Linked DNA regions of Homo sapiens: region 1 is linked to region 2. Evidence: chromatin loops called from intact Hi-C (ENCODE). Cell type or tissue: B cell. All regions are shown on one strand. Links, peaks and the distances in the headings refer to the core of each region. The heading gives the core; the rest is flanking DNA.

Region 1 (17,143 bases), core at 3,260-11,259, 73 kb after region 2:
TGATGATTGGCTTTTTTATCCAAGAGGATTTTCCCTCTTCCCCATCCTCTTATTCTTTTCCTCCAATTCTTCAAGAAACTGAATGAACTAAATGTCTCAATTGGCTGAAGGTGGAGAACTGGGGAAATTCACCATCCTACACTTAAAATATTCTTTTCTCATTGAACCACTAGTTGCTGAGTTTTAAACACAGCACCTGATCCCACCATAAAAGTAAGGGGCTAAATTGGAGGACCACCTTTGAGCCATGATCCAGTAAAAAAGGTACCCCTCACTCATCCATTTGCCTCATGAGTACATCAGTTTACCCAGGTACAAAAAGGGCCTAGCCAAGACCTGCTAATCTTATTCTGTTATTGCTAATGATTGCTCTTGAAATGGGAGGTGATATTTCTATACAAAGGAGATTCAATCAATTTATTGAATTGGCCACCAAATCAGCCATAGGCAAAGGACCCAACCACCTGTGTCCTGCTCTGACCCGGTTTTCTGCAGACCACATGGGGAGCTGATTGCTGCAATGACATACAGATATATTTGCTGTGTTAAATTGTGTTCGTAATGCACTTGATGGCCTTCATTTTATTTTATTTATTTATTTATTTTTTGAGATGGATTCTTGCTGTTGTCACCCAAGTTGGAATGCAGTGGCACGATCTCAGCTCACTGCAAACTCCGCCTCCCAGATTCAAGCGATTCTCCTGCCTCAGCCTCCAAGTAGCTGGGATTACAGGTGAGCACCACCACACCCGGCTAATTTTTGTATTTTTAGTAGAGACAGGGTTTCACCATGTTGGCCAGGCTGGTCTCGAACTCCTGACCTCAACTGATCCACCCTCCTCAGCCTCCCAAAGTGCTAGGATTACAGGCATGAGCCACCTCGCCTGGCCTAATGGCCTTCATTAAGCAGATAATCTGTGGCCAGATTCTCTTTAAATCAATGACCTTAAAATTAATGATCAAATTTCTTTAAGTTCTAATTCAGGAAATACATCATATCCATGGGCAGGCGTAGCTGAAGTCTATTCTGGGACAGGGGCAACTTTTGCTCCTTGTTCATACACCAGTGACAAACTTTTGCCAAGACACAATGATCCCAGTTATTAATTTATTTCCAGAGGAACATTTTTTTCAGAGTTCTTTTCATGACGGAGAGCAACTAATATTTATAGAATATCTTCTATTTGCCAGATATTAATGATTGCCACTTTTAAAAAAAGACATCTTTCTTAGCATTGGCTGAACTATAATGTTCATTGTCCTTAACCTTTTTAAATCCGTCTCCTTTCAGAAGCACAGGGAAAGATGACTGTCCATTTTTTTATAATCAGGGATATATGCAGCAGCAACATGAAGCAGTGGAAGAAAGACCAGACTTTATGACAGAAGACCAGGAGGTGATTTGAAAACTCTACCCGCTTCCATCTCTGTGGCCTGCACCAAAGTATTTAACATTCTGAGCTTCTATTTACCTCACTGGGTCAAGAAGAAACAAGACGTGTGAAGGAGCTTAGAAAGATATGACATTCTATGCAAACATAAAAAAAAGACAGGACTTGGTCAGGTGCGGTGGCTCACACCTGTAATCCCAGCACTTTGGGAGGCCGAGGCGGGCAGATAGCCTGAGCTCAGGAGTTCGAGACCATCTTGGGCAACATGGTGAAAGCCCATCTCTACTAAAATACAAAAAATTAGCCAGGCTGGTAGAGTGCAACTGTAGTCCCAGCTACACAGGAGGCTGAGGCACGAGAATCACTTGAACCCCGGAGGCAGAGTTTGCAGTGAGCCGAGATCACACCACTGCACTCCAGCTTGGGCTACAGAGTGAGACTCCATCTCAAGAAAAAAAAAAAAAAAAAAAAACAGACAGGGCTTTTACTCCAAACATGAGGTCAGTAGAAGTGACCTTCACAAACACTCATAATGCTCACTGAGATCAAATTGAAGTGTCGCCAAGTTAAAAAGTTACAGCTGGTGATATCCTAGTATATGATTATCATCAATAGTTTAAATAATTTCTGTTCCTGATCCATAAGGTTTTCTTCAGACCCAAGCAGGTTAAAGCCAACTCATAACAACAATTAATACACTAGATCATTCAATTTCTTTTACTTCTCATTTTCTCACTTTACTTGTATATACTGAACAATATCATACAGGAACAAACTTACATTCTTCTCCTTAAGCCTCTTCTGTATTTCTTATAAGATTTCATTCTTTTTTTTTTTTTTTTTTGACACAGTATCACTCTGTCACTGAGGCTGGAGTGCAGTGGCACGATCATAGCTCAATGGAGCCTCGAACTCCTGGGCTCAAGTGAGCTTCCTGCCTCAGCTTCCTGAGTAGCTGGGACTACATGCCTGTGCTACCACGCCTGGCTAATTTTTAAAAAATCTTTTTGTAGAGACGGAGTGTTGCTATATTGCCTGGCTTTGTCTCAAACACCAAGCCTCAAGTGATCTCCCTGCCTCAGCGTCCCGAAATGCTGAGATCGAAGCCACCATCCCTGACCTTCCTATAAAATTTCAAAAGAATGAAATTTATCTAGTACATTCTAGAAAAGTCTTGTGGTCAGACTTAACTGATCTTCCACCAGGTTAAAATAATTTTTGTGAGTATGTCTGATAAGCTATAAGTATGTCCAATAAACCAAAGAGTGAAAAAAATTTTATAAAGAAGCAAATTCATCTGAATTGTCAATAGCTCTTTCTCTGGACTAAATTGATGATGAAGCATTTGCATGAGTACTATCCTCAACCACAAAGTATTTACTAGTTGTCAAACATTTGCTGGTAACTTCTTGGTACTGATCTACAAATCATTTCAAATACATGGAGACTCTTACTTAGCCAGGTAGTAGTGTAAGGAAGAGCAGTCTAAGCAAAGGCAGCAGCACAAGACCTTGAGTGGGATAAATCATGGCTGGAATGTAGGTGAAATGTGGGCAGGGCAGGTGGGAAGTTAGCTCATAAAGGGCTTCACAACCTCAGCCTCTTGGTCAAGGTCCTAGGAAGAAACAGAAATCACTCAAATGGTTTCATAAAGATACTTTAATAAAAGTGATACTTACACATGAGTAGGCAGTATTTAGGGGGCAAACAAGGGTTGGAACCCAGGCACCTAGAGAATCACAACATCAGGGAGCTGTCATCACCTCCTACCCTCGCCCCTAGGAGGAAGGAGAGGGGAATAGGGCTATTAGAGTACAGTGATAGCAGGACCTGTAGAGGGAAGGCTGCCCACCTTGCTGGCAGAGAAGCAACACAGAAACAGAGAGGCAGCAAGACAGAAACACCTCTCAACTCTCTCCTTCCACCCTGCCAGTGTCTCCCGGCCAGTGCCTTTCTTTGAACATAGAGCAGAGCAGAGAAAGGAAGGGGAGGAAGATTGGTGAGCAGAAAATAACTAGTATATTCTATTTTGTATTTTATCCTAAGAAAAATAAGAAGCCTTTGAAAGATTTTAATCACAGGAGTTAAGTGGTGAAATTGAGCAGCTAGGGCTTTTTTGTTACAGATTTTATGAGACCACAGCATTTAAAGACACGTATTTTTCCATATTGGCATTCATTCACTTGGTTTAAAAAAAAATGTGAGATGCTTCTGGTCTGTTTCAAGTTTAAAAATGAATGGAAAATGAATATCAAGACTGAAGACAAATTTGGATACTCCAGTAATAAATATAAATCATGCTATGAAAGTTCGTAGGTGATTCATAGTGCCTAGTTAGAGAATAGCAATGAATTCTGTCGATGATCATGTGTGGAAAATTGGGGGTTTCTTTTACGTTGTCTTTTAGAATGAGTTAGTTTTGCAAATTTTCATCAAAGGATTTGTTAAAGTTCAGATGTTTCCTGTTTTTGACAATGAAAGTTATTCTTTTTTTCCTTTTTTTCTGTGTTGGGTGGTGTTTCTAACATTTGTTGGAAGGAAAAAAGCCACTTAGGTTCTATGGAGATAGGTTGATTTCCTGCTAGAGTTCATTTTTATGCCCATGTTTACCTAAAATTGAGATCTGGGAGCATTTTGAGAGAAATTCTAGACCTTTTAGTAAAAAAAAAAAAAAAAAAAGAGAGAGAGAGAACATGTAAATATATAAGGTGCATATTTGTACAGTGAAAGAGCTATGAAGAATTCGGTTTTCTAAATCAGTGATTCTACTACTTTGCTGCATGTCGTATATAATCTAGGATATTTTTAACACTGTTAATTCCCAAGGCACCCTAAAAACCAACTGAAACAAAATCTGAGTAAAACCCAGTGTATTAGTCCATTTTCAAGCTGCTGTTAAAGACATACCCGAGACTGGGTAATTAATAAAGAAGAGGTTTAATGGACTCACAGTTACATATGCCTGGGGAGGCCTCAAAATCATGGTGGAAGGCAAGGAGGAGCAAAGTCACATCTTAAGATGGATAGTGGCAGGCAAGAACTTGTGTAGGGGAACTCCCCCTTGTAAAACCATCAGATTTCATGAGACTTACTCACTATCATGAGAAAAGCATGAGAAAGACCTGCCCCCATGATTCAGTTACTTCCCACCAGGTGCCTCCCACAACATGTGGGAATTGTGGGAGCTGAACTTCAAGATGAGATTTGGGTGAGGACACAGCCAAACCATATCACCCAGAGATTTTTTTAAATTATTCTAACATGCAGTCATGTTTGGTGATCAAGAAAGATATAATTCAAGCCTTAAACTGTATTTATTTTAAAGTTCCAGACATTTAAAATCCTGGTGATGCACGCACATGTTTATCATAGCACTATTCATAATAGCAAAGACATGGCATCAACCTAGGTGCCCATCAGTGGTGGTATGTATACACCATGGAATACTTGCAGCCGTAAGAAAGAGTGAAATTATGTCCTTTGCAGTAATGTGGCTACAGTTGGTGGCCATTATCTTAATCTTGGTTAAATTTAACACAGAAACAGAAAACCAAATGCTGCATGTTCTCACTTATAAATGGGAGCTAAATATTAGGTATAGATGGACATACAGATTGGAACAATAGACACTGGGGACTCCAAAAGCTGGGAGAAAGGGAGGGAAACAAGAGTTGAAAAACTACCTATTGGGTATTATGTTCACTACCTGGGTGATGGGTCCAATAGAAACCTAAACCTCAGCACCAAGCAACAAACCTGCACATATACCCCCTGATTCTAAAGATAAATAAAAATAAAATAAAATGCTAGTGATGTCAGCCTAACAAGTTTCCAGATCCCTCCACCTACAGTCTACTACTCTTAATATTCAGTTTCAAATTTAAATGCATAGAGGTGGTTGAGTTGACCTCAATGTGTTGCCTCCACATTGTGCAATGCCTCTGTGTGCATCTTTAGTAATAGGCTTTTATAAATAGCATATAATTTAAAAAATGCCTGATTTTAAATGTGTTAAAATTTTATTTTATTATTATATGTTGGGAGAGTTCAAGAAATATAATGATCATTATTATTTACATGCCATAGAAAAATCACTGGTCTGTACTTTAGTTCAGAGGTAATTACAGTCTCTTTCAGTGATGGCTGCAATGAAATGTCAATCACTGTCAATAAACACTATACTGAAATCAACCCAATCCTGCACTTCAACATGGTTTTTACCTTCAGACTTCTTTCTGTCATCAAATACTCACCTGTGTCCTGTGTTTTTGAAAGAGGATTTGTGTGAGATGTGCCCTGACTCATTCTGAAGCATTTATCTGATTTGAGTTCTAGCTCAGTCTTTACTATACTGCTCTCTCTCTGTTTTGGCTAACCAAGGACAAAATATTTAATCATACTCAACTTGGAATAAAAGTCAGTCTCTGGAAATTTCATGCTTACCCTCGTATCCTCATCCTTTTACCCCACAGTAGACATGCACCATCATTATGTGTTCTGCGTAAACTTCTCCTGAGCCTTTCTTCTCTACAATTTGTGCTGCTGCAACATTACGATTTTCATTGAAAAACTATGGTGTGGACTGAGCATAAGCAACCACTTTCACCCCAGTCTAAAATCCTTAGAAATGAAACAAACTGTTTTAAAAGATTTTATAATGTTACTGGAAAATAAAAAACATTGTCTCTGATAAATGCAAAAGTTTGATGAATTTCTGAAGAATAGAAAGCTGATAGGAATGAAATAGGAACCGAAGGCTACATCAAATTGTAATGAAAATATACAAAGTAAAGAAATGGTACTGAAATCAGAGTGGTTTGGGGCAGGGGTCCCCAACCCATGGACTGCGGACTGGTACAGGTCCCCGGCCTGTTAGGCACTGGGCCGCACAGCAACGCTGCATCTGTATTTACAGCTGCTCCCCGTCGCTGGCATTACTGCCTGAGCTCTGCCTCCCGTCAGATCATCAGTGTTATTAGATTCTCACAGGAGCGGGAACATTATTGTGAACTGTGCATGCAAGGGATCTAGGTGGCACTCCTTATGAGAACCTAATGCCTGATGATCTGAGGTGGAACAGTTTCATCCCAAAACTATCTAATCCCCAACCCGCCCCCTCCGCCACCAGCACCCTGGTCTGTGGAAAAATTGCCTTCCACGAAACTGGGGGACCGCTGTTTTAGGGGAATATTCAAAGCCAAAGGATACAGGTAATGATTATGAGTCCTTAGGTAGTTATCAACTGGAGCTATTACTTTCTTTGTACAAATGTTTTGAGAGGACAAAGTAACTAAGTTTCCTCCCAGATGTGTCAGTGAATGGAGCAATAAAGCCAGAGAATTCCGGATATATAAAGATCCAGTGAGAGATGGAGAGGGTACCTTCAAAATTGCAAAGCAGGCTGCAGCATACTATATTCCACAGTATTTCTATCTCTCCAAAGACCAGGTTCTGCAATCACAACATGCAACCACAAACAGGTAATAGTGCTGTGATAAACATGTGCATGCATCAACAGCATTTCAACTGTCTGGAACTTTAAAATAAATATGGTTTAAAGCTTGAATTATATCTAAGAATCAACAAATAGCTGAGGAAAACCAAAACCACAAAAGAAAGAACCCTCATTCAAAAAGTACAAAACTAATGTGAAAAAATATTTAATGGAGCAAGTAGACTAAATTCTAATGAAATTATGTGAATATGTTTATCATATGTATAAAAGCATTTTATGACAAAATATGAAGATTTTGGAAATAAAAATACTATACATTCAAAAGGTGAGTTGAATGACAAAATGAACTAGGCCGAAGAGTAAATTAATGAGCTAGATGATCATGCAAATAATTTCACAGAACAGTGTGAAAGGAAAAAAAAAAATGGAAAGTACAATGAAATAAATAGTTGCAGAGAATAGATCCAGTATACCCAAAATCCATTTAATAGGAGCATCAGGAAAAGGAAACCTAGAGAATAGAGAAAAACACATAATCAATGAAATAGAAAATGTTTACAGAGCAGAAGAAATATATTGAAAAGACCCAAACTTACCAACCTGGAGAATGAGTAAAATGTCATAGCTAAATATACCAAGGTGTGATTCTTCTACAAGCAAAGACTAAAAAGAATACCACTCCTAAAATATTCTAGAAGGAAATCACTTTCGTAGCTTCCCTACAAAACAGAAAGAAGCATTTTCACATCAGGCTTCTCCTTGACAACACTGCATACTGTGAGATAGTAAAACAAAACTGTCAAATGTCTAAGAAAAAACTCCCTCTGAAAGATATATGATTTCTGCATATTTGAAAAGTTACAAGTAACCTCAATTTTCTTCAAGATGTTAATATTAAGTGATGGTGAATCAATATTATGGAATATTACTCTATGGCTTGATAACAGCACAGCAATAAGCATTTGGGGCAGCTTCTCTCAAGATGATTGCCACTTCTAAAAGCAGTGGCTGTAAGGTGGAGAAGGCAAGCACAGCTTCCAATAGACTCATACGTCTGAGCCCAAAATGAAGCTCAGGTCCTGCCTAGGCAGAGGGTCCTTGTAAAAACTCATGCCTTTGGGAGGTTCTGAGGGTAACATTGAACCAGAAACAGACCAGGCCAAACAGGAAACAAAGTCTAGGTTCAAATAATTTTAAACCCTTTGGGATTTAGATGACCTGAGATTCTTAGCGTCCCTAGAATAACTGCCAGTCAGAAATAAAGTGAAACCTCATTAGAGGAAGAAAACATCATCCTGAGCCCCAAATGATTTCTGAGGTTTTTCATATGCAAGCTTCAGCATCCTGATTAAACAAAAATAGGGTATTCTGGAGACATAAATCAATCAACCAATCAATAATAAATAAGCAAATTTAAAGAACAACAACCAGACATACAAAAAGAAGTAACTAAAATCAAAGGAAAAAAAATCAGGAAATAAAACAGACACATAGGGTAGTCAGACAATGGAGTTATAAAACACGCACTTGAAAATAGCTATCATTAATCTGTCAAAAAAAATAGAGGACAAAAATACAAATTAGAAAATTTCATTTAAAAAAATAGATAACCTGAATCATTTCATATATATTTAAGAAATGGCCAGGCACGGTGGCTAACGCCTGTAATCCCAACACTTTGGGAGGCCTAGAAGGGCAGATCACCTGAGGTCGGGAGTTCGAAACCAGCCTGACCAACATGGAGAAACCCTGTCTCTACTAAAAATACAAAAAATTATCCAGGTGTCTTAGTGCATCCTGTACTTCCAGTTACTTGGGAAGCTGAGGTAGGAGAATCACTTGAACCCAGGAGGCGGAGGTTGGGGTGAGCCGAGATTGCGCCATTGCACTCCAGCCTGGGCAACAAGAGCGAAACTCAGTCTCCTCAAAAAAAAAAAAAAAAAAAAAAAGAGAGAGAGAAATAAATTTATGGGTAAAATTCTCCCAAATCTCTCAATATAAAAGACTCTAGGCTCCTTTAATATCTCACAGTTCTCTAGGGCAGAATTTGAGGTACAGTGGGCTAGATTCTCTGCTCAGGATCTGGCTAGTCTAAAATAAGGTATTAGCCAGGGTGCGTTCTCATTGGGAGCTCTGGATCATCTCCAAATTCTCATGGTTGTGGCAAATTCAGTTCCTTGTGGTTGTAGGCCTGAGGTGCCCATTTCCTGGCTGGCTCTTAACCAGTGGTTAATTTCAGCGTCCAGAGACCACTCACGTTGTTTTCCTCTTGGCCCTCTCCATCTTCACAGTCAGCAACAACAACAAAAAGCCCTTGCATATATTCCTTCTTGTTGTTTAAATCTCTTTCACCAAGAAGAGCCCAGTTTCCATTAAGGTCACACTGGATTAGCCCTACCAAGAATCATCTGTCTACCTCCAAGTCAGATAATTTAAACTCTTAATTACATCTGCAATTCCCTTCACAGCCCCAACTAGATTTGTCTTTGATGGACTAACTGGAAGAAGGTCAGTGTACACCAGGGGTAGGAATCTTAGGGGCCATTATAGATCTCTGCCTACCCCACCCATTATCATTCTTTTCTAAGTATTATATGTTTATTTCTTCAACACAATGGTTATTTACTACTTTTTACTTAGCTTACAAATAAAGATTGGTTTCCATTTTGTTTTCCAACTTTACTACATTATGTAAAATAATCTGAATAATATCAATGATTTTAGATTGGTTGTACATTCACTTACGGCTTAACAGTCAAATTTTATAAAATTTCCCAAGATTGTACATTTTCTGTTTACGAATTATGGAGTTAGATGACACATATGCACAAAATATATGTGCAATAATATAGGTTTAAGATAGCTTAAACCTTTGATACAGTTTAAACCTCAAATTGTTCAAGTATTTGATATCTATTTTTGTCTGTTTCTGTAATCTGTTTTTAAGAAGGATGTGTTTGATATAGCTATTTTTCTCTAGAGTACTGTCGGTTATTTTAATTATACTTCTAGGCTTTATTTTTGAGGGCACAGAATTTACTATCAACGTGATTTCTTTTATCAATATACAAAGGGTTTTTTTCGCTCTTAATACATTGTTTACCTTAGTTATATATTATCAGATATTATGATTCCCACACCAATATATTTTTATTCTCTCTTTTAGCCACAAATATTCCTTTTGTCTTGGTTTTAAGCATGTTTCCTGAGACACGTATTGTTGAATTGTATAATTTATGCAATCTGAGATTTTTTACATTTTCCACATCTATTTATTATTCGTTCCTTCAGTTTTATTCTCTTTCCCACCCCAATTCTTAATGCCCATTGGATAGACTGAGTTTCCTTTGGCTTGTGTAAAAATTATGCGTTCTGTTTTTGTTCTCATGTTTGCTCCCTGTAGACTAAGACTCAAACTCATATTTACTTTTCTAATTGATTTATTACATCAATATTCATATCACTTTCATAAGACAGGAAGTTCAACATGCTTATGTACTCCTTTGTCTGCTAACCTCGCCTTCTCAATGAGGTCTCCCTTGGCCAATTTGTATAAAATTGTAGTGTGCACCTCCCTATATTCCCTATTCTCTATCCTTGATTTATTATTCCCCAAAAACATTTATTAATTTTTAATTTGCCAATTTTTTAATTCTGTTTCCCTCTTAAAGGAACACAAGTTTCATGAAGGTGGGTAGTTTTTTTTTTTTTCTTTAACTTTTATCTTAGGTTCAGGGACACATGTACAGGTTTGTTATATAGGTAAACTCACAACACGGGAGTTTGTTGTGCAGATTATTTCATTGGCCAGGTACTAAGCTTCGTACCCAATAGTTATTTTTTTTTTATCTGGTTCCTCCTCTCACCCTCTACCATAAATAGGCCCCAGTGTCTGTTTTTCCCCTCTTTGTGTCCGTGGGTTCTCATCATTCAGGCCCCACTTATAAGTGAGAGCATGCAGTATTTGTGTTTTTGTTCCAGCATCAGTTTGCTAAGAATAAGGGCCTCCAGCTCCATCAATGTTCTGGCAAATGACAAGAACTCATTCTTTTTTATGGCTGAATAGTATTTCATGGTGTAAATGTACCACATTTTCTTTATCCAATCTGCCATTGATGGGCATGTAGGTTGATTCCATGTCTTTGCTATTGTGAATAGTGCCACAGTGAATATATGTTTGCATATGTCTTCATGATAGAATGATTTATATTCCTTTGGGCATATATCCAGTAATGGGATTGCTGGGTCAAGTGGTAGTTCTATTTTTAGCTCTTTGAGGAATCACCACATTGCTTTCCACAATGGTTGAAATAATTTACACACGAAAGTGGGTAGTTTTGCCTGACATGTAGGAGATAATAAATATTTGTAGAATGAAGAAACAAATCAGATCTCTAATCTCAATTTGATCTGAAACTAGCTGTGTGACCTCAGATGAGTCATCTGATCACTCTGGGCCTCAGTATATTCATCTGTAAAAATGAGAAAATAAGTTGAGATTTGTGCTATTTACTTTGTACTGTGCATATATAAATTACCTGGTGGTATTTTTGAAATGCATGTTATAATTCAGTTGGTCTGGTGTGTGCTGCCTGAGCCTCTCCATTTCTAACACCTTCCTAAATGATGCCAATGTTGAGCATCGGTGAACTGCTCTTTGAGTTGCAAGGGATTAATCTTTAAGGTTTCTTTTCTCTTTTTAACTCTACAGAAGAGACTGGCAAACCACAGCTTGTCATCTGTTTTTGTAAACAAAGTTTTATTGTAACACAGCCATGCTCATTCGTTAACATTTTATGTATGTTATGTTGTTTTTACATTACAACAATAAAAATTAATTGCAGTACAGACCATGTATGATTTTAAAGTTGAAAATATTGGCTATTTATCCCTTTACAGAAAAAAATGGTTTGCTTTAGTATCAATTGCCTCTGTATCAATTGCCTCTGGCAAATATTTTGGAATTTTAGTGTATTAACTATGGTTCATTATTCTAGTTTTTAGTTTTTTCTTAGTTGCTTTATTTTGCCTCATTTGCAGCTTAAATATTCTCTAAGACATAAATCATGCCATTTGCTTATTTTATGTCTCCATGAGCACATGGTTGGAGAAATCTAAAACTGAAAAATGACCTTAGAAACTAGTTAGTCTGAATTTGCATTTAAGAGGCAGGGCCTGTGGTGGGGTGGAGTAATTGTTCAATGTCACCTAAGAGCTAAGACAGGCAGAGGGGAACTCAGGTCTCACATGCTTTGTGTTATACAGGCTCCTTGCCTTTATTTCTAGGATTTAAATGAGACATATTTTGATTGTGCTTATGGCAGTGGTCCAGCTATGAGCATTGGCAATCATTTATCCAAGGGCTCAAAGAGGACTGAGGTGAAGGGGCTTGCCTTGGTTTAAGGATCTTCTTTAAAAATAATTCAGCCTAAGAAGGAAAAGTGTTGGGCCAAGGTCAACAAACAAAGTCTATAGGGAAAAGAAGAGGGAGGGAGATCAAGGGTGTACCAGCCAGATCCCCCTTGAAGACCAAGATACTCATTCCCCCAGTTTCACAGAGTTTGCTACAGACCACTCCCATCTGAATCCTTTGGGACTTGCCTTCAGTTGAAAACCACCTCTCTTAAGTTTATGTCTCCTACCTGAGACAATCCACATCTCATAACTGCATGATGAGGGAGTACAAATTCTAGCTCCTTGCTTCAATGGCAAACAACTCTGAGGAGCCAGGCCAGCTCCAGATCTCCCCAATGCAATCGAAAAAGGCCTCTGTTACAACTTCATCACAATTAATCTGCTTCCTCCTCCAACCCCTGCTGCCTCACTCCCCCACAGATTATTCTTCCTCTCCCTCTACCTTATCAGCTTCTTTATGTCCCCTCACACAATCATCAGTCTTTTAAAAAAAATAACTTTTTTTTTTTTTATAGAGACAGGAATTTCACTATGTTGCCCAGACCGGTCTTGAATTCCTGGGCTCAAGTGATCCTCCTACCTTATAGGCATGAGCCATCATACCCTTCCTTCCTTTGTCTCTCTCTTCCTTTTTTCTTTCTTTCTTTCTCTTTCTTTCTTTCTCTTTTTCGTTGTTGTTTTCAATTGTTGGTCTTGAATGTACTCTCAGTACATATCCTGCATACAAATCTCCTTCTGAGTCTGTCTCAGGAGACCCTGAACCAGGGCATTAACAATTACCCAGACCAGCATCTGAAACAGTCACTGAGCATTCTTGACCACAGCTTGGAAGAGGTGGGTGGCAGTGATGAGGAAATAGAAACACAAAGATCAGTTTCATTGAAGTTATCGTGGCATTGAATTTGCTTTAAGAAGGAACCAACTGGATTAACAGTGTTGGTGCTGGGCCTGTGAGCACTAACTTGAGACGCTGTGGCATTATAGGTGCCAGGGTCAGTGCCAACATCACTGTGGCACCAATGTCCTTAGTGTTTGGCATCAGGGACTAGCTCAGGAGTTGGTAGCCTCGCCTGACAGATACCACCACAGTGAGCAGAAGGGGAGGAGGAGAACCTCAGATGTGGGGGCCAAGAGGACTATGTTCAAAAATACAGGAGGCATCCCTTGAGGTTTCGAGAAACAGTTGGCCAGGTGGGGGAAAAAGGAGGGTATAGTTCCTGCAGTTTTGCCAGAGAAATATGATTTTGGTGAGAGCATGACCTTATTTATACTCCTTGGATGGTGTGGCCTGGGGAGACACTGGCTAACACTCATGGTTTCTTTCACTATTAAATTCTATTCCCAGCAATTTCAGAGCAAATAATTTCACATAACACTGTCTGCTTTCTTTGATCCATGTGAGGGGAAGGATGAATCGTCAGCTCCCCTGCCCCATCAGTCCTGCCATTGCCCAAGGCACAATCAATTTTAATATGCAGGGGAAATAGACCACACAGGATCTATGGCCTCCCTACAGGGACCTGACATATTAACTGTTGTAATGCCTCTAATTCAGTCTATTTACTTTGGGATCGGCCTGTCTCTCCTGCTCATCATTTTAACCCATACATTGGCAGTGTCATGACTACTTAGAGTGATGGGGGTGATCCTCGGGGCATAGTCATGAGAAGCCTGATGAGCCCATGTTGCTTCAGGGTAATGATGACTAATTTCATTCACTTCCCTCACCCCTGCCTTGAAATCTTCTCTTGCCTTTTAAATTGACGTCTGTCAGAGGGAATGAGACTCTGCTGGTGTCAGGCTTGATGTATTGGCCCTGTGGAGGCATTCCTTCTTGTCGTGAGTGGAGACAAGTGAGAGGGGTAAAGAATAGCAGAGGAGGGGAGGTGGGGGATGGAGAGAAGGAGGACCCTCTGGGAAGATGAAAAATGAGCAGAGAAAGAAGGAAAACATCTTCAACCAAATGCCACTATTTTGATTCGAACACTTTAACAGCTTTTCCGATGTAGAAGCAGGCTATTGAGATGATTTCACCCCATGTATGTCTTAAAGAAAAAACTATTCAATGATGCTTGTTAAAGTATGGTAAGGCAGACTTTATTTAGATGATTAGCATAGGTGTAGAGACCTCTACAGTGACATTTTGCAGTGGGAGAGAGAGACTGGGCTCTACTTCAAATACAGCATACGCAAATGGGAATTGACATCCAAGGAGCAGCATGGCATCAGTGGATGGAAAATTGCTAAGAGAATCCTCAAGGATAAGGGGGAATCCTGGCTGAAGCTACTTAATGACATTCTTGCTGAAGACAGGCCAGGGTGCTCAGACATCACTTGGGGGATGGTGGATGATGAGAAACCTGATCAGATATCAAGGATAATCAGAGATCAAGGATGATCAGCTATTGGCAGGGAGTGTATTTGCTAAACTAACCTAGCAGGGTTCTTTGCTAAGATTTCATGTTATGAGGAAGTGAACTAATGGGCCTAGGAGAAAGTTTAGGAGGCTGAATGAAGTTTGGTCTGGCACAGAACCTCCGTTATATGTCACAACCTTAAATAGCCCAGGTTGGTGTATTTTTCAGAAAATATCTCTATGAGAAACAAGTAAATAGGTGCTATGTCATGGCAGGTGATTCCATTAGCCAGCCCTTCCCTTTTAAACTGCTCAGAACCTACAATAGCATGCTGACCCTTGATGCATTTTTAATTAGCTATAATGAAAAATGATCTTTCAAAGCATCAATTTTGAGCTGATAGTGACGTAGCTGATTATCTTTAGATGAGTAAATGGGCATGTTTGAGGTCAGGCTTGAAAACAGAAAAAGAAAACATAAAAATGCTTTTAAGTTGTGACTCAATTTTTCAGTATTTCTTTTACTGGAGAGAATTTTTTTATTTTGATTTTGCTTTTGTTTAAACTACAAACACTTGTAGGTTTCAGGAGATGAGCAGATTCAAGCTCTAGCTTGGCAGAGTCTCCTGATAACATGGTAGAATACCATTAATTAATGTCAAAAGGTAACAACGGTTATGTTCTTTAAAGTGAATGGTCAGATATTAAAATTTTCTTACCACATAGATAAATCTCTGTGATTCAAAAATACGTTCCATTAATTTTGATATAATGAACCTACAAAAGACAGCCATGGCTGGGAGAGCTGGTTGATATTTGGGCAAAGTTCTACTCACCTCCCAACTTGGAATAGGTTCTGGCTCAAAACTGATTCCCCGGCAAGACCAGAAATCGCCTGAGTGAGTCTGGCCCTGCTCCCAGGAATTTTGGTTGGGCAGATTCTCAGGAGGCCAAGGTGTTCCTGAGGATAACTCGGGCAGCTCCCTGCTGGCCAGGATGCATTCTGAAATCGTGATCTGGAATCATGCCCTGTCAGTCCTGGAGAAAACCCAAAGCCATAGATTGGCTTTAGAACGAGTCCAACAGCAGGGATGGCTGAGGTCAAGGGCAGGCCCTGCAAGGCCTTTTTATACTCAGAGGAAGTTCCTGCTTTCCTTCAGCCCAGAGCTTGGCCAGGGGCAGGAAAGTTTAGATAAGCTGAGATCTGTCACTGCCAGATCTGCTTAAGCTGAGGGCTTCAGTTCATGTCCCATGGCTTGTGCCTCCAGCATGCCCAAGACAATGGATAACAACAATATTCATTACCATGTACTGAACTGCTTCTCTGCCAGGCACTGGGCTGGTTTAATTACAAAACATCACTGAAGGTAAACGTGATGGTACCTTTGTTGTTGGTCTTCCCTTCTGGACTGTGAGCTCTTTGAGGAGGGGCTTAAAAAAAAAAGATCTTCTCTGCTCTAAGCAAATTGTCTGGCAATAATAATGGCTTAATAAAAATTTAATAAGCTCCAGAAGGTTACATAACTTACCCAGGTTTACACAACTAGCCAATAATAAAGTTAAGAATCAAATCTAGACCAGAAATGGTGGCTCATGCTTATAATCTCAGCACTATGGGAGGCTAAGGCAGGAGGATTGCTTGAAGTGAGAAGTTGGAGACCAGCCCTGGCAACATAGCCAGATTCTGTCTCTAAAAATAAATAAATAAATAAATTAGCTGGGCATAGTGGAACACACCTGTAGTTCCAGCTACTCAGGAGGCTGAGGTGGGAAGATTGCTTGAGCTCAGGAGTTGAAGTCTACAGTCAACTATGATTGTGCCACTACACTCCAGCCTGCACAACAGAGTAAGACTCCATCTCTTACATAAAAAAAAAAAAAAAAGAATCCAATGTAGGCCCATATGAATGCAAAGTGTAAAGCAGTCCCCTGTGTTACACTCTTATCCTGCCTCTGCCCTTTACAGGGTCTGGGTTTAGGTGTACTATCCTTAAAGTAGTAAATACCCAGAGAAAAGTGGGAAAGAGTCAGCTCACAAAGGTAGCAGCAATTCTGACAATATCACTATCTTCACTATGCCCTGAATGGAGCCAAAGAATGGTAATTTATCAAAAAGTTGTAATGCTTCTTCTTTGTACAAACACAGGCCATCAGAGTGGAAGGGAGAAGTCTGCCAGCAAAATCACTCAATTTGGATTTTTTGTTCTCTCGGGCACAGATACTCAGGTGGGTAATTTACTAATTCACTTATTTCATACTACTTTAATGAGATGATTAGAAATGGAATTGAATCATGACTATGAGTCCATGGTAATAAGGAAAATAGTATACTTTCACTCTTCAAAATTTAGAAAGCACTTCCATACATACATTTTTCCTGTATCAAAATTGTACTAGAAACTAGACAGGAAGAATGTTACTATACTTATTGCATGGGTAAAAAAAACTGAAGTCCAGAGAGACTACATGCTTTGTCTGAGGTTACATGATTAATTAAAAGATACAGTATCAAAACTCAAATTCTGA
Region 2 (17,143 bases), core at 3,194-11,193:
AGTAACCAAGGCCAGACCGGAGTGGGATCCTCTAAAGCACAGGGCTCATAGAAGGGACTCCATTTGTCTGGGTTTAGGTAATGCCAATCAGTCAGCCAATGCCATCAATGTTTTTCTCATTCTCATCATAACTCATATTTTAATTTAGCATTTTACATGTTTTATCTTATTTTGAATTTTTGCTGTATTAGTACCATTTCCCTTTTGTTACCTGGATGTCTTTTCACTTTTTGCACATGTCCTTTCTTAAATCAATTTTATTGGAGAGATACTTGAGTAGCCACAAAAGTGTCTGTAGACCTCTCTTTGGTTTCTCCCATACTTATGTTATTAACAATGATATTGTCAGAATTTCATTTTCTGATATTACTGTGAATTGACAGAGCTAAGTGAGACAACTAGAATTAGAAAATTGCAAAACTTTATAGTCTTATGAGATCTATGACTCAAGTAGTTACTAAGAGGCTTGTCCTATGGGTAACAGGACATTGGTGGCATAAAGAAGGTTAGGTCCCAGACCTCCCACCTCCCAGTCTAATGCCCTGTACTTATGTATACTTTTTCAAAGCAGAATTAGCCAGTGATATCTTCATCATTTGACCTCTGGGTTATGAGGCTAGCTCACACCACTGATGAAATGCAGCTCTGGATGTGATGGTCCAAGAGATCAATCAGACCCAGTATTAATACTCTGACAGGTATCTGAAAATATGTACAATGTATTCCTGTGGAAGTCATTGCTAATCAAAGTCTTCTTACTCCTAGAGTTTTATGCTTCTTTCTTCCATTAACAATGAAAATTAGGGCCAGGTGTGGTGGCTCACACCTGTAATCCCAACACATTGGGAGGCCAAGGTGGGCAGATCACCTGAGCTCAGGAGTTCAAGACCAGCCTGGCCAACATGGAGAAACCCCGTCTCTACCAAAAATACAAAAATTAGGCAAGCATGGTGCTGCACCTGTAGTCCCAGCTACTCGGGAGGCTGAGGCAGGAGAGTCGCTTGAACCTGGGAGGTGGAGTTTGCAGTGAGCCAAGATTGCGCCACTGCATTCCAACCTGGGCAACACAGCGAGACTCCATCTTAAAAAGAAAAGAAAAGAAAAGAAAATTGGCACAAACTATAAAACCTGTAACCATCCCACCTATGTAACTTAGAAACTGAAAATATTACACAGCCCAGAATACATATTTAATATTAAACTGAAAACAATGACAACATAGTTAACTTCTAACATTTTGTAAACAACTATTTCAAAACAAGCTTTGGTCAAAGTCCTTGTATCAGTCAAAAATTGCTATTAGATTGGTGTAAAAGTAATTGCAGTTTTTGCCATTAAAAGTAATATAATAATGCTGTGTAACAAACATTGAAAAAATGATTGGTTTACACACCAGACTTGCATGGATTAACAGAACAGATGGTGCTGTTGTGCTTTGTACTGCAGGCCTTCGGGTTCAGGTCTGCAACAGGTGTGTTTTATGTCCTTGGACCAGCAAGTAAGCCACAGTTAGTTCTTCTCAGGGTGATGTCTGATGTCAAGAAAGCAAGTAGAGGCTGGGCATGGGGGCTCATGCCTATAATCCAAGCACTTTGGGAGGACAAAGCAGGAGAATTGCCTGAGCCCAGGAGTTTGAGACCAGCCTGGGCAACATAGTGAGACCCTGTCTCTACTTAAGAGAAAAAACAAAGAAATGCAAGTAGATACATGGGACCTCTTAAGACTTAGACTTAGAACTGGCATACCGTCACATCTGCCTATGTGCCATTAGCCAGTCCAGGTCAAATGACCCAAATTCAAAGATAGGGAAAGTCAGCCCATCCATAATGAAACCATGGTCAAGGTGTAGATGCAGAAAGGATGGAAAAATTGGAGACACTCTTTCAAACTACCACTGGCCAAATGCCAAGAAGAAGAAAGAATTTTGGAGCCATGCTTAGAGATATTAACTATATTGTGCTAAAATATATTTGCTTAGTTCACGTGAGCTTTTTAAATAATCTCTGCTGCTTGTTTAATTAATTGCTGTGTGTAAATATTTCTGTTTTCAGGGAATCTAAAGATTCCATCATTTTATAGGAGAGATGGGTTTTTGATTGTACTTGATTCACTGTTCTCTTTCCTGCAATATGAGTACCACCCAGAGGACCCAGAACAGATGTCCCTTTGCCATTTAGTATTATAGCCATGATATTTTAGTAAGACCTGTCATCATCCATTCTGGAAAACAATCTTAAAAACATGGCTAGGGCCAGGCACAGTGGCTCATGCCTATAATCCCAGCACTTTGGGAGGCCGAGGAGGGTGGATCATTTGAGATCAGGAGTTCAAGACCAGCCCAGCCAGCATGGTGAAACCCCGTCTCTACTAAAAATACAAAAATTAGCCGGGTGGTAGTGGTGTGCACCTGTAATCTCAGCTACTCAGGAGGCTGAGACAAGAGAATCACTTGAGCGTGGGAGGCGGAGGTTGCCAATGAGCCAAGATAGTACCACTGCACTCCAGTCTGGATGACAGAGTGAGACCCCATCTCAAGAAAAAAAAAAAAAATGCTTGGCTGAATTGCATGTAAATTTCAAGTCTTTCCTTTGGAAATCCTGGTAAGTTTAATTTTTTAAGTTAAAGTTAAAAAACAACACCAACAGACACCACTAACAGTATTACTTATATTATAAATAACATAACAGGATTATAAATTATAAAATGGGGGTAGGGACAGGAAATATTTGACCCCAAGGAAATACTAATTATATTAATATCTACCATCTTTGAAAAAGGCCATTTATTTTCTTTTTTTAGTATTCTTCAAATGCATCATATGCATTATACAGCCCTTACCTAAAGAAGTTTTAAAAAACATTCTACAATAGAAAGTTCCCAGATACGGTTTTTGAAGAAGATTTAGTGGAGGGTGGAAAGGGAAGCAGCTAGTTTGAAAATATTATTTAACAAAACTAAAACTGCAACTTTGTTTCATTTTAAAAATAGACATTGCATTGCTTCATGTTTTCATTTTATGACTAAAATACTATGTGTATTGCATTTCTTCAGACAGATGTGAGTTTCTGGGTCAATTTGAAATTTGGTTAATCATTCATTTTTGCTAGCTACTTTAAAATGTTGTTTATATTAAGTTAAATGAAATCAATAAAAGGAAAAATGTCCCAAGCCTTTTATGCAATAAGGTTTCCAGTACAGGCCAGGTCAATTACCCCTCTGATACCTACAATTGGCATTTTAAATGATCAGGAAAAAATAGCTGTTACTGATAGTTTTTCAAAGCCAGCTTGGTTACAAGCCATTTCATAATCTCTGTAGAAAAGTGTTTCAGGAGAAATTAGATTAATTTTTAAAGGCTCTTTACCCTTGGGTTTACTGTAAGAATTCATCACCTTAACACACCATGTTTATTAAGCAATTCCATGTTTTATATATGATGTATATAAAATCTGGTTGTGTGAGGGGTTTATATTTAGCTGTATCCAAGGCTGAATGAGACAATCAGGGTGACAGGATGTTAACATATTAAACATATTAGTAAATAGGGCTTTAATTTTAACAGTAGGAGAGACTTGCTTCTATGCCATATATTATTTTGTTCGAATATTAATCACATCTTCCAAATTTTCCATGATTAATATCTAATGGTCATATTTTCTATGCATTGGGAACTTTTTTTCCCTTAACTATTACACAGTTATTTAATGACGAATTCCTCACAATTGCAAAATGATGTTTAGTTTTTTGACACACTGGTGATAAAATTTAAAATTTAAGGAAAAAAAGCCCTCCTAAGAATTGCATTACGGAGAACAAATCTTGCATTGGCCAAATGGTTTTACAAGGTAAGCCTTTCTGTCTCATTGATAGAACGTAAAGAACCCCTCAGTCACCTCCAGACTTAAAACACTCTATGGTGCAGAAGAAAATATAAATTCCCATCCTTGTTGCTGCCTAATTTTAGTTTGCCAAATGATGAGTCATTTGTTACTTTTCAAGAAATTATTTCCCCAAAAATAGTTTGCCTTATTTATTTTTACACAATTAAAAGAAAGAAAGAAAGGAAGAAAACTAATGGATAGCGAAAAGCAATTAGAAGGAACAATGTGAAGTTGCAGAAGGATTATATCCTTGCAGAAGATAAAGAAAAAAAATGCACGTATATTCTCTACATGCTATTAGAAAGTGTTAGTTTATTATTTGTTGTGTTAAACACATAGACATACAGATTAGGAAATATAATGATTTCTCTGTTGTTTAGAGACATGGAGATCAAAAGAGGACAATTATCCATCCTTCCATTCATTTAGTAAAATTTGAATGAGCACATACTATGTGCTGAGCATGGATGGATAAGACATGGAGAAAGCTACAACCTCGGTAACATTAGCAAACTGACATCCTCTTTCAGCTGCCTAATTTTAAACAGTGCAAACAGATGTTAGATTGAAAAGTTATGTTGTTTATTTTCTTTGAAGAAAAGAAGTGGGAGACTCGGCCTTCCCCCTAAAGCTCCCCAAAGGCTCAGGAGTTGAAATTTGTTGTTTACTGTGTAAAGTAAAAACAACAGTATTTGCATCCTGTTTCCACTGGGGGATTAAAACACAATGGCCCTTAGCTCTAGCGTGGGCTCTGCCTTTCAACCATTTATAATACTGAGTATTACTGCCTTGGAATGAGGAGGCTACAGAACAGGGAGACAATGTTAGAGTTAGTACATTAAAGCAGATTTCTAATTCTGCATAACTAGCATGCATTTACTTCATTAACTAGCAGTTACATTTCCCACGCCTTCAATTAACACTGGTTTCATTTTAAATGCTATCAGTTAAGACAAGATGCGATAAGAAAACATCATTGCCAAGCAAGCATTCCTCAAACACTGTCTGATTTATCTCTTTGGCAATTCATTAAAATGCAAAATATATTGAAATTGATTTTCAGCACTTTCAGGCAGGAATGTTTGTAATAATGTTAATTTGCAAATTTCCTTTTTTTTTTTTAAGTCTCTGTGCTGTAGTCGCCATGTTTAGCTGGAGGCTATTTTTATTGTGCAGACAGAAAATGAACAGCGAACATTTATTTCTCATATCTTTCTGAGAAACCTGAGGTGCATGAAGATATTTGTTCTGTAACAGGCATAGTCAATCTCCTTCACTCGCTTTCGTCGCTATATATCACCAGCAAACTCCCAGCTAGTCCTGCTGTAGCAATTAACCTGCCAGAGCTCTCTCCTGTCAAACTTGTTAATAATAAACTCCTCCCTCCACCACCCCTGAGAGAGACAGAGCTATAGATTCTGGCTCTGCAACTTCCATAGAGGCTGAATTATTCAGAATCAGCATGATTAAGAAGATGACATGGATATTAGTTAAAAAGACATACTTTTTTTTCTCTCTCCCCTGACTGAGGTTTAAACCTATTAAGGTTTAAAGCAGTGGAGGCAACTGATCTTTCCCTCTTTAGTGCACCAGTCCTAAAATAGGAATCCTTGAAAGACTATTTACAATACCTTGTCAATGTCCAAGTTTATGAATAAAAAGTATAAATACCAGGAGGGAAGTGTCAGAGTCAAAATGTACAGCTCGTGTAAATCTAGGAACTGGCTAAAAATAATATTTTCACCCCAAAGAGACAAAAGGAGCGGGTTTGTTTCAAGAAATTAGTCATGTTTCAATTGTTATTCTTATAAGCAATGAAAAAGCTTCTCATGTTTGTGTTTTTTGGGTCAGTTTCAAGTGGACCAAACTGTGATTAATTATAAGTTTAAAATCCGGATACACGCTCTGTCAGATAACAAGTCGTTAGACTCTAGAAATAGCATATCCCTAACAATAATCCTTGTCTTTATGAGGATGGCAGTATTATAAATGTCATAATGGATTGCAAATGAACCAGCTGTTTACATTCTACTGTAGCACATGAATGGGAGGCTAGCAAGCCAGGAAATAAAAAGAGATTGAGGAAAATTTACTGATACCAAGTCACAGAAAAAAGCCCAAGGAACTCAATTTTTACGCATTCCCATCCAATTTACCCTTGCTGACTTTTGGGGGGGAAGTGTAGCTTTTGAAACCAGTTGTATTATTTCACTTTAAGATGCCTTCTAGTATATTCAATAGACCCATCAGAGTTATATGTTCCTTTTTCAGTCTCAAGCTGCCCTCACCATATGAGATTGGTTACTGTCTGAGGACTTTCAGAGAAGGATTTGAATGCAATTTCAAGGGCCAGACAGAGCAGCTTTCAAAACACTGCAAGCCTAGGAAAGCAGGGTTAGTGGCCCAGGAGGGGTGAGAGACTGGTTTTCTCTTTCTCATTTCACTTCAAGCTAAAGCACCTTTTGATCCCAACCAGGTGAATTGGAAACAGCATGGCGTTTCTAATTGAATGACCCCACCCATCCAAGCTCTGTAAAATGGCAATTATCAGTAACTACATTATTGCCAGCATCTTCCGCATTAGCCCATGGAGACTGGTGATTCCTTTGGGAACAGAAACACTTTGCTCTTCCATGTATGATTAAACCTAGGTCCACCCATGAGATTTCAGCAAATAGCCAGGCTGCTCACATGTGCTTGTTAGCAGATGGCCATTTTCTGCACATCAGGTATGAATCATAGGTGTTTGTTATGCAAAGATCTTATTTCAAGTTTCATGTCCTCTTTTATCAGCCAGAACTAGAACCCAGCAAAGGGATGCAAAGGAGGGGTACAATTTTACATTACAAATTAGGAGTGTTGCTTTATGGGGCATTACAGCTACTCTATTTAAAAATCCAATTCAAAAGATAACATTACCACTTTGTTATGTTCGCATTTTCAGATAAGGCACCTTACCCCTGGCTGCAGTTTTCTTATCTCTCTAATATTCATGGAGTGGTAGCTTTTAATTAAACCATCCACAACTCTATGTAACTCAAAGTGTATATTTTACTGCTGAGGGAACCAATAGTCAAGAAAAATTCCATATTTTTAATTTATTTTTAATGCCTGGATAGTTTTATTATCAGTGATGTCATGAACAGTGTTGTCCTACAAAAATGACTAAGTGCTGTGTTTCAGGAGACATACAGATCATATCAGGGGTCCCAAAAGTTCATGAGACTCTTGATTTTCACAGATGGGTTATTCACAGATTTGACTTTGCCAGAAACTCTTCGAGGTCCGTAATATGTAACCATTTGTCATTTTCCCCAGGCATAATTTTATTCACATGCATGGCAGATCCAGAATGTGGAGGTGAGTCACTAAATTACTGATTTCTCCAAATTAACTATCTGTCTTCTTCAAATATAAAATGCATTGACTTCTGTGACATCTCAGACTCCTGATTTTTTTCCAAAGGTCACATTTTCTCGGCCTTGTTTTCAATTCCATCACCTAGATGTTAAGGTCCACACCTCTTTTTCAGTCTTCACACTCTCTTCAGGTCATCTTTTTGATGCCCAGGATTTCAAGTTCTATGTATACGTTGATGACTCACAAGTACAAATTACCCACCCGTATCTTGCTCCTGAAATTCAGAGGCAAATACTCAGCTTCATCTTGCACACTGGATATCCTACTGGCACTTAAATTCAATATATGCAAAATAGAATTCATAATAATAATAGTAATAATGCACATAATATTGAATTAGCATTTAATGCTTATTCTCATAATCTTTACCAAAACCCTAACATGTAGGAGACTGTCATATTCCCCATTTTACAAGGGAGGAAACTAGGACTTAAAGAGGTTAATTGTCAAATGTCAAATGTTCACAAAGAGTTATGATTTGGACCTAAGTGCACCTGCCCAGAGTCTATGTTGTTTATCACCACTCCCATGCTGACTACCCTTAGTTTCCTCTTTCACTTAATTCTTCCTAGTGGTGTTTCCTATTTGGATGGTGCAACTGCTTCAGGGTGACTTTCCTGTTCCCATGGAGTAAGTTGGGTTTCCAGGGCTAAAGTCTACAATTAGTTTTTTAAATTAGCACCTTTTTTCCCCCCCAGAGAATCTGTAATCATGTATTTGACTTTTAAACCTCTCAATAGCCTGGGAAATACACTGGACAGATACCAGCTCCATTTGAAGTTGAGAAAACAAAGCAAAACAAATTGCTGAGGGAGGGAATAGTTCCGAAAGAGGGAACAGCAAGTGCATAAGCCCGGGTGGGGTAAACATAAAATAAAAGTAGCATTCTCAAATAACAGAATCATTTATTTTTTAAGTTAGAGCACAAAGAATGAAAGTGAGGAGGGGCAAGAGGCAAGAGAGGCAGACGGGTGCTAGATCACAGAGGCTTTTACAGGCCATGTTAAAAACCTGAAAATGTATTCTAAGAACAAAACAAGAAACACTTCAGCAATGGGATATGAAAACCCAAAGGTCGTTTATTTAATTCTCAGTCATTGATGGGCAAAACTGATCATAAAGACTGAAGTTTAAAATTTTTTCAATGCATGGAGGATGCTGATGAGGAAGGGCAGAAGAAAAATGATAAATTGTGATCTTTTTACTTATGCATTAAAGGGGCAAGTACTCCAGGGAACCTTGTGTAAGATATTAAGAGAATAGGTCTCCTAATAATATTACATATGTGTGTGTGTGTGTGTGTGTGTGTATATATATATATAATTATATATAATATATTATATATAATTATATATATATAGTATTTTTAAAGCAGTTTTAGGTTCACAGAAAAATTGAGTAGAAAGTACAAAGTTCTCATATAGCCCCAGCCTGCACCCCCTTACTCTACCTCAAACAGCCTCCCTGACCATCCATATCTAGCACCAGACTGGAACATTTGTTACAACTGATGAACCTACCTAGACACATCCATATCACCCAAAGTCCATAGTTTACTTTAAGGGTCACTCTTGGTGATGTATATTCTATGGATTTTGGCAGTTGTATGATGACATATAGCTATCACACCAAGTTGTTTCACTACCCTAAAAATCCTCTCTGCTCTGCCTGTTTATCTATCCCTTCCTCCTAACCCTGAACAACCACTGATGTTTTTACTCTAACCATAGTTTTGCCTTCTCCAGGGTGTCATATTGTTGAAATAATATAGTATGAATCTTATTCAGACTAGCTTATTTCACTTAGTGATGTGCATTTAAGTTTCTTTCGTGTTGTTTCATGGCTTGATAACTCATTTCTTTTTAGTACTGAATAATATTTCATTCTATGAATGTACCACAGTTTATTTATCCATTTATCAGTTGAAGGACATCTTGGTTCCTTCCAAGTTGTGGCAATTATGAATAAGGTTGCTACAAACATACATGTATAAGTTTCGTGTGGACATAAGTTTTCAGCTCCTTTGGATAAGCACCAACAAGTGCAATTGCTGGATCCTATGGTAAGAGTATGTTTGGTTTTGTAGGAAATAGTCACCAAAAACTGCTGCAACATTTTGCATTCCCATTAGCAATGAATTCCTGTTCCTATTGCTCCATATCCTCGTCATCATTTGATTTCGTCAATATTATGTGTTTTAGCCATTCTGAGTAGATACGTTGAAGTATCTAACTATTGTTTTAATTTCCAATTCCCCAATTACATATGATGGTGAGCATCTTTCCATTTAGTTGTCATCTGTATATCTTCTGTGGAGAGATGTCTGTTCAGGACTTTTGCCCATTTTTTAACTGAGTTGTTCATTTTTTTAATTGTTGAGTCTTAAGAGTTCTTTGTATGTTTTGGAAATCTGTTATCACATCTCCTTGATTTTCCCAGCCACTAGGGGTTGTCTGCACTCCTTGGCTTGTGGCCCCTTCTTGCCCCTTCGAAGCCATCAGTGCAGCTTCAGTCCTTAGGTAGTACACTTCTGAACTTGCACCTGTCATCACATTTTTTAACTCTCTCTTTTTCTGTCTCCCTCTTCCACTTTTAAGGACCCTTCTAATTACATTGGGCCCACCCAGATAAGCCAGGATAATCTCCCTTTTTTATAGTTAGCTATTAGCTCCTTAATTCTCCTTTTACCATGCACCTTAACATATTCACAGGTCCTGGGAATTAGGAGGTCGGCACTTCTCAGGAGGCATTGTTCTGCCTACCACAGTGCTCCATAAGTATTTGCTATTTATTAGTAGGAGTAGGAATTTTAAAACAATATGAAGTCACTACTTATAAAATGATTAATATTGAGTTAATAAAATCTTAATATTTTACAGCTGCCTTGTTTCCACTTAATTCAAAGCAACAGTTATTTTTTTTCTTTCTTAGCAGTTTAAATGTATGAATCTGTTTAAAGTATTTAACTTAGTTTTCATAGGAACAAAAACTCTTGTCTTTTCACACTCACCTGGGGCGAAGAATTTATACAATATTTAATTAAACTAAATAACGATAGTGATAATTATACCTGCGATAAATGCATGGGGAGAAGCACAACCGGCTATTGGTAAGCATAGAACTCAGACTCAGCTGGAGAAGCAAGAGAGTTTGGGCTCATCAGAGGAATGCCAACCAGTGACAGACACACAGCATACAGGGAGCATTCATCTGTGTGCTTTGCAGAGGGAATGAAGATTGTCCATTAATCTGGTAAACCAGTTAAGTGGAAGATTTTTGAAGAAAGCTTCTGCTCTGCTTCAAACAATAGAACACAGGCTCTGCAGGCAGACATCAGTTCTAATTCATTCTCACTCATATCTTACAAGGTAGGTTACTTTGAGCAAATTAATTAGTGTCTAAGATGTTCTGTTCCCTCCTCTTGTCAAATGAGGATTAAAATAATATCTACTTCACAGTGTAGTGGTAAGTTCAGTACTAACCTTGTTCTTGCAAGTAAAGATGTTCATTGCATGCTAGTCAATAAATCACAAGTATTTGCATACTATTTTCATTAGTTCCTCGAGTAAATTCCTACACATAAATTGCTGAATGCAAGTGTATATAATTCTCTTAATTTTAATACAGCTATTATCAAAATTATCTCCAGAAATATATGCTCATTTCACTTTTGCCTATAATGTGTGACAGTGTCCATTTCCTTAAAAAAAGTGATAATATTTTGTATCATTTAAAAATTGCCGTTTGACAAAAGCAGTGTTAAGAGGAAAGTTTATAGTGCTAAATGCCTACATCAAGAGGACAGAAAGATCTCAAATTATCAACCTAACCTCACACCTAAAGGAATTAGAAAAATAAAAACAAACTAATCCCAAAGCCAGCAGAAGAAAAGAAATAACTAAAATCAGAGCAGAACTTAATGATATTGAGACTCAAAAATCCATACAAAGGAACTACGAAACAAAAACTTGGTTATTGGAAAACATAAGCAAGATTGATAGACTCTAGCTAGATTAACAATGAAAAAATGAGACAAGAACTAAATAAGCACAATCAGAACTGACAAAGGGGACATTACAGTTGATCCCATGGAAAATACAGACGATCCTCGGAGATTACTATGAACTTCTCTATGTGCACAAACTAAAACATCTCGAAGAAATAGATAAATTCCTGGGTACATACAAGCTCCAAAGATTGAACCAGGAAGAACCAGAAATCCTGAAAATACTAATAATGAGAAATTGAATCAGTAATAAAAAACTTACCCTCCAAAAAAATCCCCAGACCAAATGGATTCACAGCCAAATTCTATATACCAGATGTGCAAAGAACTGGTACCAATCCTACTGAAACTATTCCAAAAAATTGAGGAGGAAGGACTCTTCCCTAACTCTTTCTACAAAACCAGTTTCATCCTGACACCAAATTCTAGCAAAGACACAACCAATAAAGAAAACTACAGGTCAATATCCCTGATGAATATAAACTCAAAAATCCTCAGTAAAGTATTAGCAAACCAAATCCAGCAGCTCATCAAAAAGTTAATTCACCACCATCAAGTGTGCTTGAATCTTGGGATGCAAGGAGGGTTCAATGTACATGAATCCATAAATATGATTCAACACATAAACCTAATTTTTAAAAAAATGTATGATCATCTCAATAGACATGGAAAAGCTTTGGATAAAATCCAACATACCTTTACAATAAAAACCCTCAACAAACTAGGCATCAAAGGAACATACCTCAATATAATCAAAACAATCTCTGACAAACCCACAGACAACATCATACTAAATATGCAAAAAGTGGAAGCTTTCTCCTTAAGAACTGGAAGAAACAAAGGATATCCATTCTCGATATTCTTATTCAACACAGTACTGGAAGTCCTAACCAGAGCAATCAGGCAAGACAAAGAAATATAAGGCATCCACATAGGAAAAGAGGAAGTCAAATTATCTCGCCTCACTGAAAATATGATTCTATACCTAGAAAAACCTAAAGATTTTCGAAAAGATGTCCTGGTCTGATAAACAATTTTGGCAAGTCTCAGGATACAATATCAATGTATAAAAATTGGCAGCATATCTATATACCAATAAGGTTCAAGCTGAGAAGTAAGTCAACAGTACAATCACATATACAATTGCCACAAAAAAGGTAAAATACCTAGGAATACCTCTTACCAATGAGATGAAAAATCTCTACAAGTAAAGCTACAAAACACTGTTGAAAGAAATCATAGATGACACAAACAAATGGAAAAGCCTTCCATTCTCATGGACTGGAAGAATCAGTATCATTAAAATGTCCATACTGCCCAAATCAATCTACAGATTCAATGCTATTCCTATCAAATTACTAACCTAATTCTTCACAGAATCAGGAAAACACTATTCTAACATTCTTATGGAACTGAAAAAGAGACCAAATAGCCAAGGCAATCCTAAGCAAAAAGGATAGCTGGAGGCATCACATTACCTGACTTCAAACTGTACTGCAAGGCTATACTAACTGAAACAGCATTGTATTGACGCAAAAATAGACACATAGACCAATGGAACAAAATAGAAACACCTGAAATAAAGCCACACACCTACATCAACCACTATTCAACAAAGTTAACAAAAATAAACAATGGGGAATGGATACCCTGTTCAATAAGTGGTACTAAGAAAACTGGCTAACCATATGTAGAAAAATGAAACTGGACCCCCACCTCTTATGATATATAAAAATTAACTCAGGATAGATTAAAAACTTAAGTGTAAGACCTCAAACAATAGAAATGCTAGAAGAAAACCTAGGAAATACTATTCTAGACATTGGCCTAGGCAAAAAATTTATGACTACATCTTCAGAAGCAAATGCAACAAAAATAAAACTACAATTGGGGCCTAATTAAACTAAAGAGCTTTTGCATAGCAAAATAAGCTATTAACAGAGTAAACAGACAACCTACAAAACAGAAGAAAATACTTGCAAACTATACATCTGACAAACGACACTGTCCAGAACCTATAAGGAACTTAAATCAACAAGAAACAAACAAATAACCTAATTAAAAAGTAGGCAAAGAACATAAACAGACACTTCTCAAAAGAAGACATGCAACTGGCCTACAAACATGAAAAAATGCTCAACGTCACTAATCATCAGAGAGATGTAGATCAAAACTATAATGAGATACCATCTCACACCAGCTAATATAAGCTATTGTTAAAAAGTCAAAAGAAAAATAACAGGTGTTCATGAGGTTGTGGAAGAAAGGGAACACTTACAGACTGTTGATGGGTATATTAGTCCATTCACATTTCTATGAAGAACTACCTGAGACTGGGTAATTTATAAAGAAATGAGCTTTAATTGGCTCACAGTTCTTCAGGCTGTACACAAAGCATGGCTAGGAGGCCTCAGGAAACTTACAGTCATGGTGGAAGGCAAAGGGGAAGCAAGCATATCTTCACATGGCCAGCAGGAGACAGAGTGAAAGGGGAGGTGCTATATACTTTTAAACAACCAGATCTCATGAGAACTCACTCACTATCACAAGAACAGCAAGGGGGAAATCTGCCTCCATGATCCAATCACCTCCCACCAGGTCCATCCCCGAACATTGAAATTAAAATTTAACATGAGATTTGGGTGGGAATGCAGAGCCAAACCGTATCAGCGTGAATGCAGATTAGTTCAGCTCCTGTGGACAGCAGTTTGGAGATTTCTCAAATAACTAAAAATAGAACTATCTCAACAAACTAAAATCAGAACTACCATTCAACCCAGCAATCCCTTTACTGTATATATACCCAAAGGAAAATAAATCATTCCACCAAAAAGACACCACCACTTGTACATGTATCACAGCACTATTCATAAAAGCAAAGACATAGAATCAACCTAGATGTACATCAAAGGTAGATTTGATAAAGAAAATGTGGTACATATACACCATGGAATACTACACAACCATAAAAAGGAATGAAATAATGTCCTTTGCAGCAACATGGATGCAGCTGGAGGCCATTATTCTGAGCAAATTAACACAGAAACAGAAAACAAAATACTGCATGTTCTCACTTAAAGTGGGAACTAAACATTGGGGACACATGGTCACAAACATGGGAACAATAAAACATTGGGGGTTCCAAAAGGCAGAAAGGAAGGAGAGCAAGGATTGAAAAACTACCTATTGGGTACTATTTTCACTACTTGGGAGATAGAATCAGTAGAAGCCCAAACCTCAGCATCACGCAATATATCCATGTAACAAGCCTGCTATGTACCCTTTGAATCTAAAATTAAAATAAATAATAATACAATAAAAACAGCCAATTGAATTGCCTAAATAAGTAGTATCTGAAATTATTCTTTTCATTTGAATTTCTGTGATTATTGCTTTTGGGAATTCTTTCATGTAAAATTTTATTGACCAATTGATATCCTCTTTTTGTGAGTTATTTGTTAATATCCTTACCCCATTTTAATTAAGAAGTTTAAAGTGTTATGACTGATTTGTAAGATTTTGATATATTAAGCCCTATGTCATATAAGCCCTTAATTTTTCTGATTTATGTTTTACTGTCTGTTTTATTTATGTGTCCTAAAGATATCCTTGAAAGACAATTCCTGAATTGCCTCTTTCCTTTGGGAGGAAAACAATTTTAAAACACCATCTGCCTGAGATTTCTTATGGCTAGTAAATTTCCCAGTGATACTACGGCATGCAATTCAGTGTTCATCAAAGAGTTCATTTGAATCTTTAGTAATTATTTGACTTTTTAAGAAACCATGACTATCTTCAGAAAGTTGTTTCTTCTTTACATTCTTCTCATACCTTAGGTACTAAACCAACTTGTATTTGTGATCCCTGACTTTTTTTTCACCAATCAATTTCTATTCTTTTTAAATTGCATATTTGAGTAGGCTTTCCTTTATTTAGTAACTGTTGCCTTAAAGCTTTTTATTATAGCACCTCTGTCTGTTAAGTAACGTCAACTTCCTTCCCATCACCTCCACACTTCTAATCCCCCTCCTCACAGCCCCCTTGCTGAATGAAAAGCAATGAAATTTTTTTGTTGGAAGCTTTGAATGAATAATTCATGTGGAAAAATCATCCGTGTTGTGCATGCTCAGAAGACAGAGCACTTCTCTTGTCAGTCACAATGGCTTGGGTAGGACTAAGTGCTGTTCTGTGTGTTCTTGGAGTGTGCAGCTGATGGCGGGCTGCTGAGATTGCCAACTGTGTTAATCCCGACCATCCTTCCTTGTCTTCTGTGACAGGAAGATTAAGAATTGGGGTCTTATTCAACTGTTGCAGTTAGACTGTATTTCACTTTGTTGTTTCAAGCCTTCTTTTAAGTTACTGACAGATTCTCATCATCCCTCAAACCCTGTGAAATCCTGACCTGGTGCAATTTACTCCTGGGCAGCATGGTTGAGAGAGTAAGGAGTATGGCTTTTCACATCAGAGAACCTTAGGTTTGGATTCTACAGCAGCTGTTTATTAACTTGGCAGCTTGGGCCAGTTGCATAAACTTGACCAGCCTCAACTCTCTTATCTGGATATGGAAGGAATTATTGCTACATAGCAGTTTGGGGTCGGGGGTGTGTGAATTTCATAAATAATTTTCTTTATGGAAGCACCCAGCACTCTGCCTGCAGGTTGGCAGGTTTCTAGTTAGTGTTCATGTCCTTTTAATTGATTTCTTCTTCACCGTTGTCCCCGTGATCTCTATCCTTTATTTTGTTAAAAATGTGTAAACTACTTAATGAACATACCATTTCTCTGCCTAACAAATAGAAAATTCAGTATTTTCCCTATTTGCATGAGATAAAGTCTACTCTCTCCAGCATGATCCCAGTGAGAGGCCCCCTCCCTTCCTGCCCACCCAATGGCCCAATGGCCCATCAACATGGAAATGTTCTTCACTTTTCCCAAATCATTTAAGTTCTGTTTCCAGGCCTGGCAGCTTCTGCTCTCATACATATCTAACCACAGGATAATTATCTGGCTATGTCTCCACCTCCCAATTGTACTGTGATCTATAAGGGGCATGTATGTGCTCTAATGTCTCATTGTTTGTCTTATAGAAAATGCCTCAAGAAATTTTTGGTGAATGAATGAGTGAGTAAATGAATAAATGAAATATTGAACATTTTTAAATACAGTATGGTAGAAATTTAAAAATGCTAAAATCATGGTGACATGGTGACAAACAGCAGAAAATGCCTACTGCACACTTTTTAGATCAGACATCTGTGAAACCAGTCTTTAAAATATGTTGATAAATGCTAGGTGCATTTTTCTTACTGTTTACATCTGTTCCCCACCTCTTTCCTCCCTGGTTGCTTTCTCCAACTTTTGCCCCCTTCCTTCTGCCTTCTGAAGAACATAGAACTAAGAGGGATGATTTGCAGAATCCCTCCAGAGGCTGGTAGCCTCAGCTGTGTTAAAGGGAACCTGGCCTGTTTTACTTGCTGGGTCTATAAAACATCCTCACAGATGATGTTAACAGGGAAAGAATCCTAGATCTGTTAACCATCTCCTTCCTGGCTCAGTGGAGGAGGCTCTGTTCTGCATTTTGTCTTGGAACTTACATTCTTTTTCTCCCCTAGGGGGCATGTGTTGTTGTAACTGGTACTGGCTAAAACTAATAGGCAGCAAGCCACATATCATAAAAAATCTTAAGGGATCTTTCTCCTGCAGTTTTTACGTGGTGTCCATTGATTTTTCAGGAAGTGTCTCATCACTTTTCCTGTCTTTCTCAGGAGAAAAATCTAGGATCCTAGAATAGAATATATTGTCTGATCAGTGTTTCCATGCTAACATTGGATACAAT

The links. A loop is a pair of places that touch in the nucleus more often than their neighbours do. Peaks named below come from ENCODE experiments on the same cell type or tissue, not always from the same donor. Only the 100,000 strongest peaks of a DNase experiment are listed, where the experiment ranks them.
Region 1: a loop joins it to region 2, with 2.2 times the contacts of the local background. A loop is called at or near these places in 2 of 110 quality-filtered maps.

What each region holds. Positions count from the first base shown.
Region 1 is chr9:80,073,163-80,090,305 of GRCh38, reverse strand. No RefSeq gene overlaps it. Among named protein-coding and RNA genes, the nearest start is that of LINC01507, 260 kb to the right of the region's middle. In B cell, for the core only: no CTCF peak of the experiment used is centred there; a DNase peak (open chromatin) is centred at 7,975; H3K4me3 peaks cover 1,105 bases; H3K27ac peaks cover 2,240 bases.
Region 2 is chr9:80,146,428-80,163,570 of GRCh38, reverse strand. No RefSeq gene overlaps it. Among named protein-coding and RNA genes, the nearest start is that of LINC01507, 330 kb to the right of the region's middle. RefSeq lists an enhancer at 6,138-6,639. In B cell, for the core only: no CTCF peak of the experiment used is centred there; a DNase peak (open chromatin) is centred at 6,540; H3K4me3 peaks cover 573 bases; H3K27ac peaks cover 1,044 bases.